2 separate regions of the Homo sapiens genome follow, and region 1 is linked to region 2. Evidence: chromatin loops called from intact Hi-C (ENCODE). Cell type or tissue: PC-9. All regions are shown on one strand.

Region 1 (8,000 bases), 260 kb after region 2:
CACAGTTTTTAAAATGGGAAGAAATCTTGACTGCCCTTTGTTTTGTCAGAAGGAAAGTTTATCACCCAATAAAAAAGAAATTATACTTGTAGCTTTAAATAGGCAAGAATCACATTGTCAAAATGCACATATTTTCTTGGAAATAGTCACCCTTAGGCAGGAAAAACAAAATTGCTTTTAATGACAGAAATTTTTAGATTGTGCTTGGAAGGGAAGGGTGTTTATAAGAAATAAAGCTAATGAGTCAGAGAGCAAAATAAAATGAATGGTGCAGTTCCTCACTTGACAGTGCATAACTTGATAAGAAATCAAGCTCTGCTAGCAGCAATCATTGAAACGTCCATTCTGAACTGAATGGTGCCAGGTGACTGTCCTTAGAAGGAGGCACTCCTAGCCTGGAGGTGCTTTTGAAATCTTCCAGGACTAAAGAATCACACCCTTAGAAATTAAGGAATGTGTTCCTGGGTGTGCAAGAGTTAAAACCTCACCAATGTTGGCACTCTACCAGCTTTCACAGTTCTTTTGGTTGAAAGCTTACATTAAAACTCATGAAATTAAACTCATTAATTAATTCTTTGTGTTTTCTTAACAAGGACCCATCAGCTACATGTGATGTAGAAATAAACAATTGAAAAGGAAAAAAAAAATAGGCCATACAGGTTATTTGGCATCATGTAAGCATTAAGGAAATACAGCTGCTTCACTAAATGACATTTTTTAAAAAGAACAAGTCTGAAATGTTGTTGTCAAACCAGTTTATGTGTTGATAGGAGCACAGAATTTAATTACTTATGGGTGATGGAGGAGAATATAGATTCTAGCACACCTGGTAAAATTTAAACCACATTCTGCCACAACCACCAATGAATGTTTAGCAGGACCAACTAAGTGCTTAGCATTTTGAATTTGCAGGATCCAGTGCAAAATAAAAATGTGGGGCCCCTTGTTAAAACATTATTAAGAATTTCAAGATGGTAGCAGCACAACATTCAACCAAACACCAGGCCCTTTTGAACACTGGGTCCCATGTGACTACCCCAGCCCAGCATCCATGAAGCTGTTCCCTGCGCTCCTCAACTGCAGTTACACTTTCAGGCCCCTAAGAAAGTACCAAACCAGTGGTACAGACTTGCCCATCCTACATTCATAAGAAAATAGATCCTCAAATGCCCTAAACAATATTCCCCTTAATAGATTCAAAGATTGATCTAATTTTGGTATTTCCTCTTTCTTTTATTTTTTTTTGCAAGCCTGAATAAAGACTTCTCAAAATATTTCAGTTTCCTGCTGCGGAGCTAAGCCAAGGAATGGCTTGGTTGTTAACAACAGGCAGTTCAGTATATTGTAAAGGAAGAAGTTAACAATCATCTGAAAGTCAAGGCCTGTAGCCCACCACCTTCTGACTGACCTTGCCACAGTGGTGTCTTTCTTTTCTTGTTAATGTGTCTTTCAACACTCAAACAGGATGTCAACTATGAGAGAAGTTACTGCCCCCCCTTTATTTTTTTTTTTTACCACGCACCCAAGAGCTGTTTCCACATCACAAGAATCCCTGTTACTTTCCAGTGAATGACTGTGCATTGTGGCTTAATCTCAAAAGGAAGTAGACGTATAATACCTTAAAAGAAAACAAACATGCACACACAAATACCAGAAAGAGAAGTCATCCCACAAATTCCACCTCTGAATTCTAGCATCATTTCTTGTTTCTCCATTTGGAAGCTTCAAATTATTCTCTTTAACAACTCTTTCTAGCAATGAAATATGAAGAGGTGATGATTTCCTCCAAATTAGGAGGACATTAACAATTAAGTGTTAATGCGAACACCGTTAACAGTAATGCAATTATAACTGTATTCCACAAAGGGCAATAGGAAATAATTACTCTGATTCTCAAGTGATAGATAGTTCCAGGAGAATGAGATTCTCAGTCTAAAATTCATTAGGAGGGGCTCTGAAACTCACATACACACCTACAGCTGGAGAGCCGCTCCTTTGCTGTAATAACCCTGTAAGTGCCAAATCTGGCATTCTCTTGCCATCTGCTTTTAGTCCCAAAAAATGGCAACAGTGAGGGTCCTGGGAACACTAACTTGCTGCTTCTGGGGCTACCATACAGCACTCAGATCCTGATAGGGCTTATCTGAATAGCCAGAGATGCTATTTTAAGCCTCCAAGCTGGACCCAAAGCAAATGACACCCAATTGTTATTATACGGCTTCTGAGGATGATGAAGTATATCCAAGGAAATGACTAATCTCCAATTATCATATGCATGGCAGCATTGAGACTTGACCAGAGAGAATGGTATAATAGCAGTGAAACCATTAATGTCTGTGTCAGTCTTATTTGATTAAAATTGGAGGACTAAACAGAGAAGCTGATAGAATCAGTCAGTTGCTGAAGTTTTCTCCTAATGATGCATAGATGGGAATTTTAAAATGTGCCTCTAAATTCTATATCAATTCTCAATTTCGGCACTCCTTCAACAATTCATAAATTCTTCTCCCCTTTAATATTTTAAAGATTAACATTGCTGATAATGGATAAACTAAACTTTTTGAAATTTCACTTCTCTATTCTGTACTTTGTGGTGGACATGTCCACAAGAATGATGAAATGAAATCAGGACAAGGCGGAGGCAGGAGAATCACTTGAGCCCAGGAGTTCGAGACCAGCCTAGGCAAAATAGCAAGACCTTATCTCTAAAAAAAATTAAAAATAAAAATACACGAAATCAGGAGTAAGATGTCTTTTTTATCTCTTTTCTTCAAGAAAAACCCATCTACTAAGTTCTGATGATTTCTTTCTTGATATCCTTCTCAGATCTCTCAGAACCCATTTTAATACCGCAGGCTCATGCAATACTATTGTCACTCATGCAATTAGTATAATTACCTTCTAGCTGGTCTCACTTGTCTCCTTATCGCCTCCCAATTCATCAGGCTTTCCCAGGTTAGGAACCCCAGTGACTCCCTATTCTGTAAAATCAATTCTAATTTGTGCTTGGTCCTTCGCACTCCCCATATTTTGGTAGCATGGAACCTATCCAGCCTCAATTCCCAGGACTCTTCTGTAACCTGGTCTTCTCACCTGCTGTGCAAACTCCTACCTTCAGGCCTCTGTTGATTCCCCCTTTTTGCCTCCAATTCCCTCACTCCTCCACTGGGCTTTCTTCAGTGGTTAAGTTCTGTTAAGCTTTCATTACCTTCATAGCCCACCAAGATCTCTTCCCTTTCTGAGACTGCACAGGACTGAGGATATTATTACACTTAATGTGTGCAGTTACAGAGATTATTTTTTCTAAATCTGAGACATGGTCCCAGTAACATTTTATATTCCTTGGCATTGATAAGGATCATGTCACTATCTTGTCTTTATCCTTCATTTTGGGGCACATGGTCTACAAATTCATGCTAGTCAGTTGATGATAGAAACATTAATCCTCCAACTGAATAATGTAGCCTGGATAACCGATAATGAACTACTTCTACTAATAGGTGAATCCACTTGTAAATTATGGGTAGGGCAAGGCCATGTTGCTTAGTGATGGCTGGACCATGGATTGTGATTATTTACAACAGCTGAAAAGATGTATTTGGTGATCCATCCACATGTGAATGGTAACTAATGAAAAAAGAATTTAAACATCAAAGAATACAGTATTCTCCTTCATAGCTTGGTGTTGTAGCTATAGGGGATAATAAAGACAGTGATATTACATATGTAGTAGTTCTTACATGTAGTTGAAGATTTATCTATTGTTTCTTTTAACATTTAATAAGTTATATCCATGTCCATACGTTTTAGAAATAACTGCTATATTGTTTCAAAGAGTGCAAATAGCCTTAAGTCTGCAGTGATATACACAAGTTCTGAAAAGCTATAGATATTCACAGAAAACACATGCACAAAGCCATACACACAAAATATAAAGTTTGATTGAATAATTTATTATTCCAGAAAAACAAGAGTAAATGTGGATATTAAAGGAAATAAAGACAAATCCATTCTCTACAATGCTTGGGGGCTAATTTAACCTACAGTAATTAGACATCTAGCAGATCTCACAACTAGTCAAACCAGTACTTCCAAACACTTGTTTTATTACATGTTTTGTCACTAGGTTACGATGGCGTCATCAAATATTTTTATCGTAAGCGTCTATACTTGCAGTGACTCAAGACCGTGTTTCTCTCAGCTACTGCAAATAATAATGTTAATAGTATTAGTGATGATAAAAATTGTAACACTTTGGATGTTAAAAACACTAGAAGTTGTTAGTAAAGGTCTCTGGAGATTTCTACTCAGAATTTAAATGAGAACTTGAGATAATTCTTACACTCCTGGCTGCAAATTAGCAACCATCACTCCACAGCTTTCATATTAAAACTATGGGTACTTGAAGACTTTAGTCATTAATAAACTTTGCCCAAAGGACATTAGCAAAAGGCATGCTTCAGGTGATGGGATAGTGCCTCCCAGGACAGTGGGACTTGTCAGACTGTGCAACAGGATCCCATGGACCTGTCTCAATCAAGTTAATTAGAGACATCTGCAGCACAGAGATCAAGCCAAGCCAGCTCTGGCAGCTTATTTGCACCAAAAAGGTACAACTCATGTGGGAGGTAAGAGAGCTAGAATGACAAACAGATAGAGATCAGTAACGTGAGCTGGCTCAGTCATCTGAGTGTACTCACTGTTGAAATAAAGCTGGTAGGACCAAGGGATGCAAATGTCGAGCTGATGAAAAGGCTGAAGGATATTTGAACAAACCTTTGATATTCTTAGCCCCTGCAGGCATCTCAACACTGTAAATGGAGCCCCCAGTCTCCCTCCCCCCAGCACCTGCTTGAACTCTTCATTCACCTATACCTTACCTCCTGGGGTTGCTCTCACTCATTCCAGGGACCCCAGCCACCGTTTTTCTGCAAACAACTCTGCCCTCTTCCAAGATGTTGTTACTGATGGAGATCTGATGTTGGAAGTTGTAGCCTTTGTACTGCTGACATTGGTTGAAACTTTGCCTCTGAAACTTACACTCTATTCGACCCAAATCTTGACTCTAAAAAGCCACATCATTCCCCATTGCTTCCAGGTCTGATTTTTTTTTTTTTTTTTTCAGTCTGAGTCTACTCATCTTAGTGGAGTTTGGGTCTTTAAATATTTCTTTTATTCATTCTCCTTGTTGATATCATTCTTGAATTCCCTAAACATGATAGCAGCCAGCTTCTAATGAATTCCACTTATTCTACTTTTCATATACACACCAAGAAGAGCCAGGTGTCTGCTCACTGGGGAGGCAAATAGAACTATGCCCAAAGTCAGAATGTGACTACAACAGATTTAATTCTCAAAGCAGAAGGAATCTGAAAATACAGGTAGCCTAACACTCTACAATTTGGTGTGGAACAGATGCCAAACCATGACACATTCTTCCAGCTCTAGAACGTGTTATGATCCGATATTCTAATTCATTAACAATCGGATTTTCACTTGAATTTTTTTTTTTTTTTTTGAGACAGAGTTTCGCTCTTGTTGCCCAAGCTGGAGTGCAAATGGTGTGATCTCGGCTCACTGCAACCTCTGCCTCCCGGGTTCAAGTGATTCTCCTGCCTCAGCCTTCTGAATAGCTGGGATTACAGGCATGTGCCACCACGCCCAGCGAATTTTTGCATTTTTAGTAGAGATGGGGTTCCACCATGTTATCAAGGATGGTCTTGATCTCCTGACCTCGTGATCCGCCTTTCTCGGCCTCCCAAAGTGCTGGGATTACAGGCATGAGCCACCATGCCTGGCCTCATTTGACTTTAACATCCACATAGCAAATACATGACTATCATGCTTTTGACACAGATCTCCATAAAAGACAGATTGTAAACTGATGGCCTGTGAATCAATTTCGGCCCTGTACACTTGAGTTTAGCCAGTACAATGTTTCAGAGTCATCTGAACCAATATTTAGAAACCCAGAGATTTCAAATAAAGTACATGTTTCTACCTTCTCTTGAAAACTTGGATGATCAGATGCCACTGGCTCCACATTCTTCTTACACAGAAATATTCTGCTGGAGTGGATGACACCCAGTTTGTACACCAGGTCTGATTTTCTCACTTAGGTACCTGCCGGCTGCATTAGCCATGAAAGTTTGCATCCCTTGCCAAAGCACCCACGCCTTTGTCACTTTTCAGTATACCAAGTAATCAATAATATTTTACAGATTGTTTTCCATTTTAAGAAATGGTCATCAGCACTGAACAGCCACAATGGAGTTTTCAAGGATTTCAAACAGTCTGAGTTCAAATCTAGTATGTAAAAATTTCCCAGAGGATCAGAAACCCTTGTTGAGTTTTCCTCCAGGCATGACTAATACAATACAGGGAGGTGCTGTCATGCAACCATGCATCTTTGCATTACGAACGAGGAATGGTTTAATTGCAATTCACCCACCTATAGCATCCTGGGATGGCTTTATCCTGTTGAAGGGCGTATCTTTAGGCCACTAACTTTGTTAAAATATGTCAGGCCTGTTGGTATCAAATATTGGCTAACACAGGAAACACCACCTCAATCTTGTTAAATATTTTTAGCAAGAGGCCACCATGTTCCAGAATGATGCTGGCTGACCTGCCAGAGGCAAGAAGAAGCCCCGAAGATCTAAGACAACATAAATGAATGACTAATTAAGGGCCATTCTAAGGGAAAGGACAATTATGTTGACTCATAACTGTCTAGGTTCCTACCATTCAAGGCCTATACAATTTACATAAAAATCATTGTCATTAGAAAAGTTTCTGTCCCACTGTTAAGACAGTGTTTGTGCAATGTGAGGTTACTTCCTGCTTCCACAATATGACTGTGCTTTACTAAACAAACTTCTGAGCTAAGATGTTTACTTGACTGGGAAATGACTACTAATAAGCTGTTAAAGGATGTATCCTCAAGTTACTACTTGTGGCATTTGTAACACGCTCCCTGTTGAACAAAGGTGTCACAGTAGCACAGTGAATAAACAATCCTTTTTTCTCCCTGTAAGTTATACGATATTAAATGTTAATAATTAATTTGTCTTTGTGGATTAACATACAAGAGCTTTTCAAACAGGTACTGGTGCAACCCCACCCTTGTGAGATGGCTAATCATTTCACATACTTCACACTTACCCAGCTATCAGTATCACTGACCTCAGCTAGCAAAGTGTGAAACGGCAGATGGTTTGTAGTGTTCAGTAATGTCCTATGAAAATGTAGCACAGAAAACTGCAAAAGGTTTTGGGAGAGAATGGTGGTTTATATGAACTTTTCAAGAAACTCAAGAGAAACAAAATGCCACCACTGTCCACGTCAAAGGATCTGGTGAGGATCCTGGGAGAAAAATGTCAAGAGATTCTAAGGCTTTCAGTAGCACAATATTTTCAAAGTGCTTCAGAAGTTATTTCAATCTGCTGCATTGCTAAAGGGGAACAGAGCCTGAAAAGCCAGTATAATTTTGAAGGCTGTTCAAGGACTATGTCAGCAACATTCTTACCCTGCATAAGACTTATACATCTTAAGACAGAAGATTTGTCTAGGGTATCCACAATCTGATTACATATTTCTCACGAGAACTACCCCAAAGTGCAAGCCCTTTGTGTTGTTCTACCTGAGATGACATGACTTCAGCCTCAAAATACCCAGGCTGAACTGTTTCTGGAGCAATGAGATGTTGTTAATGAATATCAACACTTCCCAGATCCTTTAAAAATGCTAATATCAAAATATTTTACAAGAGTGAATTTCAAACTGTGTTCATGTTTTTCACAGCACGGCACCTGTTTGAAATGGTACAGTTTGAACATCTATAAAACATGAGATGGAAGATACCAAGGTGGCTTGAGAGTTTTTAAACTATATATATATTTTTTTTTTTTGAGACAGAGTCTTGCTCTTGTTGCTCAGGCTGGAGTGTAATGGCGCGATCTCGGCTCACTGCAACCTCCGCCTCCCAAGTTCAAGCAATT
Region 2 (8,000 bases):
ATAAGTAAATTAATTAAAAGATGCAATCACACTAAAAAAGATGATAAGGATTCATGCACCAAAAACAGGTTCAGAAGTAGAAGCTGAATCTATCAGCCTGCTCAGTTTCAAGTAGAGAAACAAGGAGATGCATCGTTAAGCTGGGATGCTGGCCAGAGAAGGATGCTGACAGACCGATCCATTGCCTGAGGCTACACTTCAATAAAGCTGTGAACTTCCAGAGGTTGGAAGACCAAAGGACTTCCAGTCAGGACCTGGGCTGTGCTGCTCACTAGCTTCGTGTTGGGGTGGGGGTCAACATCCCAGGGCAGGGAAAACCACCAGCTCTATGCCACTGTAGGATGACTGTAGTTAGCAATTATATCTTATATAGTTTCAAAAACTAGAAGGAGGATATTGAACATTCCCAGAACAAAGAAATTATAAATGTTTGAAATGATGGTATGGTAATTACCCTGATCTGATCACTATACATTTTATGTATTGAAACATCACTATGTACTCCAGGAATATGTAAAGTTCTTATTTGTTCATTAAAAAAAAAACATTTTTTAAAAAGCAGCATGTGTAGTAATAAGTATAGAGAGGAAGGCAAGGCAGGCAGGCAGGATGATTGCTCAAGATAAATTTAGGAAGGATCATTCCAAAGCCCCTAAGAATCAGTACTATGAAAGAGAGAAGCATCATTAATAGTTGAGAGACTCATTCACTACCAATAAAATAATTTTTTAAAAACCAAAATTAATATCATAAAAGCATTTGAGCTCCTTATAAAAATAGTTCTAGCTTTAAAAAGTAAAAAACTGTTTAGACCAAAATAGAAACAAATCAAGAAGAGATAAATTTAAAAATAGAACCAATTAAAAATGTAAGAGAAAAGATATTTACTACATTTTTAAACCTCCATATTAATACAAATAAATAGAAATTCAATGAATTAGAAGACAGGACTAACCAATCCACTCAGAACAGAGCAGTAGATTGATATGGTCTCCCAAATGGGAATGGAAAATAAACTGAATTTGAAAAGATAATAGCCGAGGAAATTCCAGGATTTGAAATACAAAAAAAGTACCCAAAAATAGTTCCAACCTAGACACAGTACAGTGAAATGGCAGAACAATTAGGATAAAGGGAAATCTTAGCAGCTCAACAAGAAAAGACATAATTTTTAAAAGAATGAAAATTAACATACACCTTACTTGAACAAGTATTTAGATAGTTAAATATCCCTTTCAGTTTTTCTGGTTAAATTTTACACATCCTACAGACAATTGTATATGTTAATAAAGCTAGTTTTGTTTTTATTTTATAGCCAATAAACATGAATAGGAATAGCATTGGTATGTTTATAGAAATTAATAACCTGAAATCAAGATGTCAGCTGGGGAAAAAATTAATAATGAACATTTTACAACAGCTATAATAAGTTGGTGTTGAATAAAGAATGTTAAATACTTTTCATCAGGGTTAGTAATATTTTAAATCTGTACCTGGCCTCTATGGTCATTAGAAACTCAAAATATAACAGCCTATAAGGTACAGCAGTCTGCAGATGAGGTACAGCAGTCTGCAGCTTCTGTGATATAAAATTAATAATCCTTTTGTTATCTGTGAGCCAGTGCTTTACTAATACAAGCCCAGCCATGGACTGTACTACAGTCTAGTAACAGTGTAGTAAGAAATGAGAAAACATTTACAATCAAAGCCTGAATATTCAGATGTGTATAATTTATTATTATTATTATTTTATTATTATACTTTAAGTTCTAGGGTATATGTGCACAACATGCAGGTTTGTTACATATGTATACATGTGCCATGTTGGTGTGCTGCACCCACTAACTCGTCATTTACATTAGGTATATCTCCTAATGCTACCCCTCCCTCCTCCCCCCACCCCACGACAGGCCCCAGTGTGTGATGTTCCCCACCCTGTGTCCAAGTGTTCTCACTGTTCAGTTCCCACCTATGAGTAAGAACATGCACTGTTTGGTTTTCTGTCCTTGCAATAGTTTGCTCAGAATGATGGTTTTCAGCTTCATTCATGTCCCTACAAATGACATGAACTAGATGTGTATAATTTTTATATTAAAACATTTTCTGTTTTAAGGTTTCTTTTGAAAAAACATATATTTCTTATCCAGTTCTAGACCCTGTAACCATGAACAACCATATTCTTTGATGGATAATAAATGCTTCATAATTTTTCCCTAGGATAGGATAACCATGATTAAATTTCCCTTTTTGAAAAAAACACTATGCACCAAATAGGTAATAGTTTCTTAATACGATTAATTATTAAAGTAACTTTATTGGGGAGAAGAAAGAGGATTTATTGTTTCATGGGTACGAAGTTTCAGTTTGGAATGATGAAAGAAGTTCTGGAGATGGTTAATGGTGATGGTTGTAGAACAATGTGAACGTCCCTAAAACGTACACTTAAAATAGTTAAAATGGCAAATTTTATGCTATGTGTATTACAACAAAATTAATATGCATATTTTTTAAATAATTTTAAACTTTAGGTTAAAAAGTAATTTTATAAACTTTTTAAAGCATAAGGAAATTTGTGGTCTCTATTGTATTCAAAGAAATGACTGTTCATCCTCATGCATAAAATTTAGGATGAGACACTGTCTTACAATTTCCTGCTTTCTGACTGTCCTGATCGATGTTTTCAGTCATGCCACTTTTTCACAGTCTGCGTGGCACTTCTCCAACAGGAAATTTACCTCAGATCTGTTCATGTCACCAATCCTCCTGTAGCTCTAGCTTCTCTGCTCCAAGTTAAACTGAAAACTGCCCTGTCATTTCTTTTAACCTTTGAGTTTGAGGCAGTTCTGAGAACTTCTCTCACAGCAATTGCTTGTTCCTCCTGGGCACCATACTATAACTAGGCTTAATCATAGAATTCTAGGGTTGAGGAACCTTGAAAAGCACTGTGACCTCTCCAACACTGGCCGCAACCACTCACAAACCATCCTCACACACTGTAGAGGTTGTGTTGCCTTTTAAAGCTCCCTCTCAGAATTCTATGCTTTAGGATTTTCTCCTAAAAACACCAACTGCAAATCTAAATCTGTCAACCTTTGTGCTAAGGTACACTTCCCTTTGCTCTTGCTAAAGTGGGATAGGGGAGAAAATTGATCACTTTCTATACTAACATTTTATGTCCATTTTTTGAAGGCCATTACTAAATCAAAGTCAGATCTCAGCTGTCTCCTTCAGAGCAAAATAGCCCTTATTCCCGAAACTTCCCCATATAAGGTTAGATTTCCATTCTTTTAATAACGTTTGTGACCATTTTTTTATTCTCTGTTAAGCTCCTTACATTTCCCTTGAGTTATGGAAGGCAGAATACTCAAATAAGGTATTTTATTAACTTTTGCAAATTTTTACATTCGAGAACCATGCTATCTTTTTAGGAGAGATTCTGCTAGACAGCTTAAAATTCAGTGTGTCTCTAATATCACCACTACTATATTTATTGTAAATATTTACATTTGTCAGTTAGTATAGTTTGATTTGTTTTACCCCTCCAAATCTCATGTTGAAAATTGATTCCTGGGGTTGGAGGAAAGGCATAATGGGAGGTGTTCTCGTCAGGGGGGCAGATCTCTCATGAATGAATGCGTTGGTGCCATCCTTACAGTGATGAGTGAGTGCTCTCTCTAGTAGTTTCCATGACAGCTGGTGGTTACGAGGAGCCAGGCACGTCTCTCCTCTTTCTCTTTCTCTTGCTTCTTCTCCCATCATGTGATCTGGACATGCCTGCTCCTCTTAGCCTTCTACCACGAGTGGAAGCAGCCAGGGGCCCTCACCAGAAGCAGATGCTGCTGCTAGGCATCTTGTACAGCCTGCAGAACTGTGAGCCATATAAGCCTTTTTCTATAAATTACCCAGCTTCAAGTATTCCTTTACAGCAACACAAATGGACTAAGACAACAGTCATTTCTCCTATTTGTATTAATTATATTCAGCCTATTCTCCCTGAGTTTACCTTTAAGAATCATCTTTTTCCAGCTGATACCAACTAACATAAATATAACATTGATCTCAAATAAGCTGTTACCAGTAACAATTACTAAACCCACATCCATGTCAGGATAGCTTTTTTAAAAAGAAAAATGCTGATCTATTTTAATATCTTCATTAACTATAACTTTCAAGAGTAACACACTTCCAGTAATTATCCAAAATAACAGATACTCTCAATATATGTTTTTCTGTGTGTCAACTTGCTATTCATATTTTAAAAATCAGGTTACTAAGTAAAGACAGTTTGAGTATGTATTATACATAAACACATTTCACTACAATAGTTCAACATCTATTGTATTATCTCCTTTACTTCCTTAAGAGGAAAAAGTTATGCAGGCATCAAAACTCCCCATTATGCAGGTATCAAAACTCCCCATTATGCAGGTAGTGTGAAATTCACCCTATACTTCCATCAAATTATAGAGGATCAGTCATGTGCACCTAGGAGTAGGAATGGTTTGCTGAGGCATTCAGGCCCAGCAAAGGAGGGCAAAGCATGATGATCATCATAACAGTGAAAATTTTAATAGTAGAAATGCTTCAAAAATTAGTGTTTTACAGCAGGCACAACCTGCAACTCCAAACCTGCAGCTTACACATAATCTCTGACCTGTTCTGGGCTCCAGACATCCTCAGTTAGGAACAGCACACACTCAGTGCCAAGCAAGACCAACAAGATTCCTAGGCTATGATGAATACAAAGAAAGGAGGGAACAGGGCACCCTTGCCATGGCAAACCTGTTCTGCCCAGTCCCCCAAGGTGATGAAATGTGTGACTGTCACAAGACTCAGTAATACTGTTATAATTGGGATGTACAGGGAATAGATGCCAGCTGCAGAAACAGTATGTACTTTGACAAGGAGTGTGTTGGAAACGACTGCCAGCCTGTGCCTGCTGCCAACTCCACTCAGCTACAAATAGAAATGACGACGCACAGTGGGCCACAGCTCTCATAGTAGCCTTTACCAACCACTGCTTCAGGACCAAGCAGGATCTAGAATTTGAAGTGGTCACGGCAGTCTTCAAATTAGTTACACATCGCAGAGTGGCACTATTCAAAGGGTAGCCACAGTACAACTGCACTGGCATCAACAGAAAAGCCTGTTGAAAAATGCAGCTTCATCCCCGACCCAGACCTATTGAATCAGAATCTCTAAGGGTGACGCCCAGGAATCTGTAGGTTTAAATTTCTCCTGGTGTTTCTTATGAATATAGGTTTGAGAGCTAAGGTCAAGCAAGCCAAATAGGAGATACCAAAAGCACAAATCATAAAACTATGTAAAGTAAGGAAAAATAATATCATCTTACATTTTTATCATGCTTTGCAATTTACCAAGTGCTCCTATATGTAACCTCATTTCTACACAACTATATTTTACAGAAAATACAATTCCTAGGAGATCTGAGTTAGAAATATACTTTAAAATATATATATATATATATCAGGAATAGAGCAAAGGTATTTTAATGATGTCTAGAGCTCTTTCCACTCCATTGTTATGACTCATAGTCATAATCATTATGATAACATGAATAACAACAAAAGGAATAAAAATGATAGCAGCCCTTCCTATGTGCCAGACATTGTACTAAGAGTTTATATTTGTTACCACTTTTAATCTCTGTAACAACACATGAGATATTATACTTCCAGTTTTACAACTGAGGAAATTAAGACTCCAGAAAATTAGATTGCCTAAGATCATAGAGCAAGTAATTATGGGTGCCTAGATCCAAACATGTTCTGCCTGACTCTAAAGCATGTACATAACCTCTCTGTTCTACAGCCTCCTTAGTGTGATTCACTCAAGCAAAGTTACAGCATTGTTCAAAGATTAAATGTGGCCTCACTTTCTCACGATAACCAGCATGGTCAGATGATGAAGTAAATGAATTTCTCAATGACTCCTTCACCACTGGTTCCTCATATGTTCTTTCACCATCAGTGTATTGAATGCCCATTCAGTGCCATATATTGTGCTTGGTGATGGGAAGACAAGGATGAGTAAGATGAAGTTGCAGTTTCTGCCCTCATGAAATTTACACTGTGGTATAAATCTAGGGTTACATCATTTTACACCAGGTCATATTTACCCTGGCCAGCACCGTGATCCAGAGATTTCCCCATTTCCCTGTCTTAATAAATATCATGATTCTCCTATTTTCTTGGCCTTGGCCAACCTCTCTACTGGTGAATTTCAGAAAATCGGATCCTTACGTTGCTAATAGCTCCTAGTGGAATCAGGTGCTACTTCTGCAATGGACTGAGATAATTACATCAGTCAGGACGTTGTCCACAGCATTTTGTTTGGGCTTGGCTCAGATATCCACTCTGTAGTAGTGTGACCTTGGAAAAGTTATTTAACCTCTTTGTAAAATAGAGATGGTAAAATGGAACTATCTCCTAAAGTTGTTATGAGAATCAAGTGAGCTAATTGAAAGGGAACACTTAGCCTAGTGCCTGCCACAGTATAGGCATGAAAAACTATTATAATTACTTGAAAAGCATTCTTGGTAATACTTAGCAAAACAACTTTGTACTAGGCTTGTTTGGAGCAACCATTGAGTTGTGCCAAAAATTAGACTTTGCCTTGGATTATGATTATCCAAATACTTCTCTTAATATCTCCTCTATGTGGTAAGAACTTGAAGTCAGCAAAATCATTAATTTCTGTACCTTCCCTCCACCCCACAGAACCTAGTATTCTGTAAATTATCTATTAATTTACATGTTTAAAAGTTTCTTTACAATCAACAGAGTGAAGAGACACCTGTAGAATAGGAGAAAATATTTGCAAACTATTGATTCGACCAGGACTAATATCCAGAATATAAAAAGAATTCTAACAATTCAACAGCAAAAATACAAATAATCCCATTAAAAAGTGGGCAGAGGATCTGAATACATATGTCTCAAAAGAAGACATACAAATGGCCAAGAAGTATACAAAAAAATGTTCAACATCACTAATCGTCAGGGAAATGCAGATCAAAACCACAATGAGATATAATCTCACCCTGCTTAGAATGGCTATGTCAAAAAGACAAAAAATGACAAATGCTAGTGAGGAGGAAAAGAAAAGATAACTCATACACTATTTGTGGAAATATAAATGAGTACAGCCATTATGGAAGACAGTGTAAATGTTTCTCAAAAAGCTAAAAATAGAACTACCATATAATCCAGCAATCCCACTACTGTGTTTTTTTTCCAAAGGAAAAGAAATCATGATATCAAAGGCATACCTGCACTTCTGTTTATCACAGCATTATTCACAGTAGCAAAGATATGGAATCAAGCTAAATGTCTATCAAAAAATGAATGAATAAAGAAAATGTGGTATATATACATCATGAAATTCTAGTCAGCCTTTAAAAAGGATGAAATCCTCTCATTCATGCCAACATGAATGAGCCTGGAGAACATTAGGTTAAACAAAATAAGTCAAGCACAAAAACATAAATATAACATGCTCTCACTCACATGTGAAAGCTAAAAACAAAAAGCTCAGTTCATGAAAGAAGTTAATTGGTTAATGGATACAAAATTATAGCTAGATAGAAACTAATTAATTGGTTAATGAATACAAAATTACAGCTAGATAGAAAGAATGAGTTCTGGTGTTGTGTGGCTCTGTAGGGTAGATATGGTTAACTATAATTTATTGTACATTCTGTAAAGTCTAGAAGAGACGATTTTGAATGTTCACAACATAAAGCAATGATAAATGTTTGAGGTGGTGGATGTGCTAATTAACACTGATTTTAGCATTACACATTGTATACATATGCAGAAATATCACTCTGAATCCCATAAATAAAAGCAATTATGGGCCAACTAAAAATAAAAGGAAAAAAGTTTCTTCGATTCATTTTTTGTTGTTGAATGAATGAATAAGTAAATAAATAAAAATGGACAAATGAGCCCATCTGTTCTTCCATCCTCACATCAGAC

What was found. Hi-C counts contacts between places; a loop is a spot of excess contacts. Peaks named below come from ENCODE experiments on the same cell type or tissue, not always from the same donor. Only the 100,000 strongest peaks of a DNase experiment are listed, where the experiment ranks them.
Region 1: a loop joins it to region 2, with 29 times the contacts of the local background. A loop is called at or near these places in 2 of 110 quality-filtered maps.

The regions. Positions count from the first base shown.
Region 1 is chr5:107,468,159-107,476,158 of GRCh38, forward strand. The region is part of intron 1 of EFNA5 (ephrin A5); the gene reads right to left. Among named protein-coding and RNA genes, the nearest start is that of EFNA5, 200 kb to the right of the region's middle. RefSeq lists enhancers at 4,355-5,109, 6,578-6,727. In PC-9, no CTCF peak of the experiment used is centred here; DNase peaks (open chromatin) are centred at 713, 1,563, 2,233, 6,853 and 2 weaker places; H3K4me3 peaks cover 1,956 bases; H3K27ac peaks cover 7,863 bases.
Region 2 is chr5:107,213,075-107,221,074 of GRCh38, forward strand. No RefSeq gene overlaps it. Among named protein-coding and RNA genes, the nearest start is that of LINC01950, 210 kb to the left of the region's middle. In PC-9, no CTCF peak of the experiment used is centred here; DNase peaks (open chromatin) are centred at 4,747 and 5,987; H3K4me3 peaks cover 1,274 bases; H3K27ac peaks cover 4,381 bases.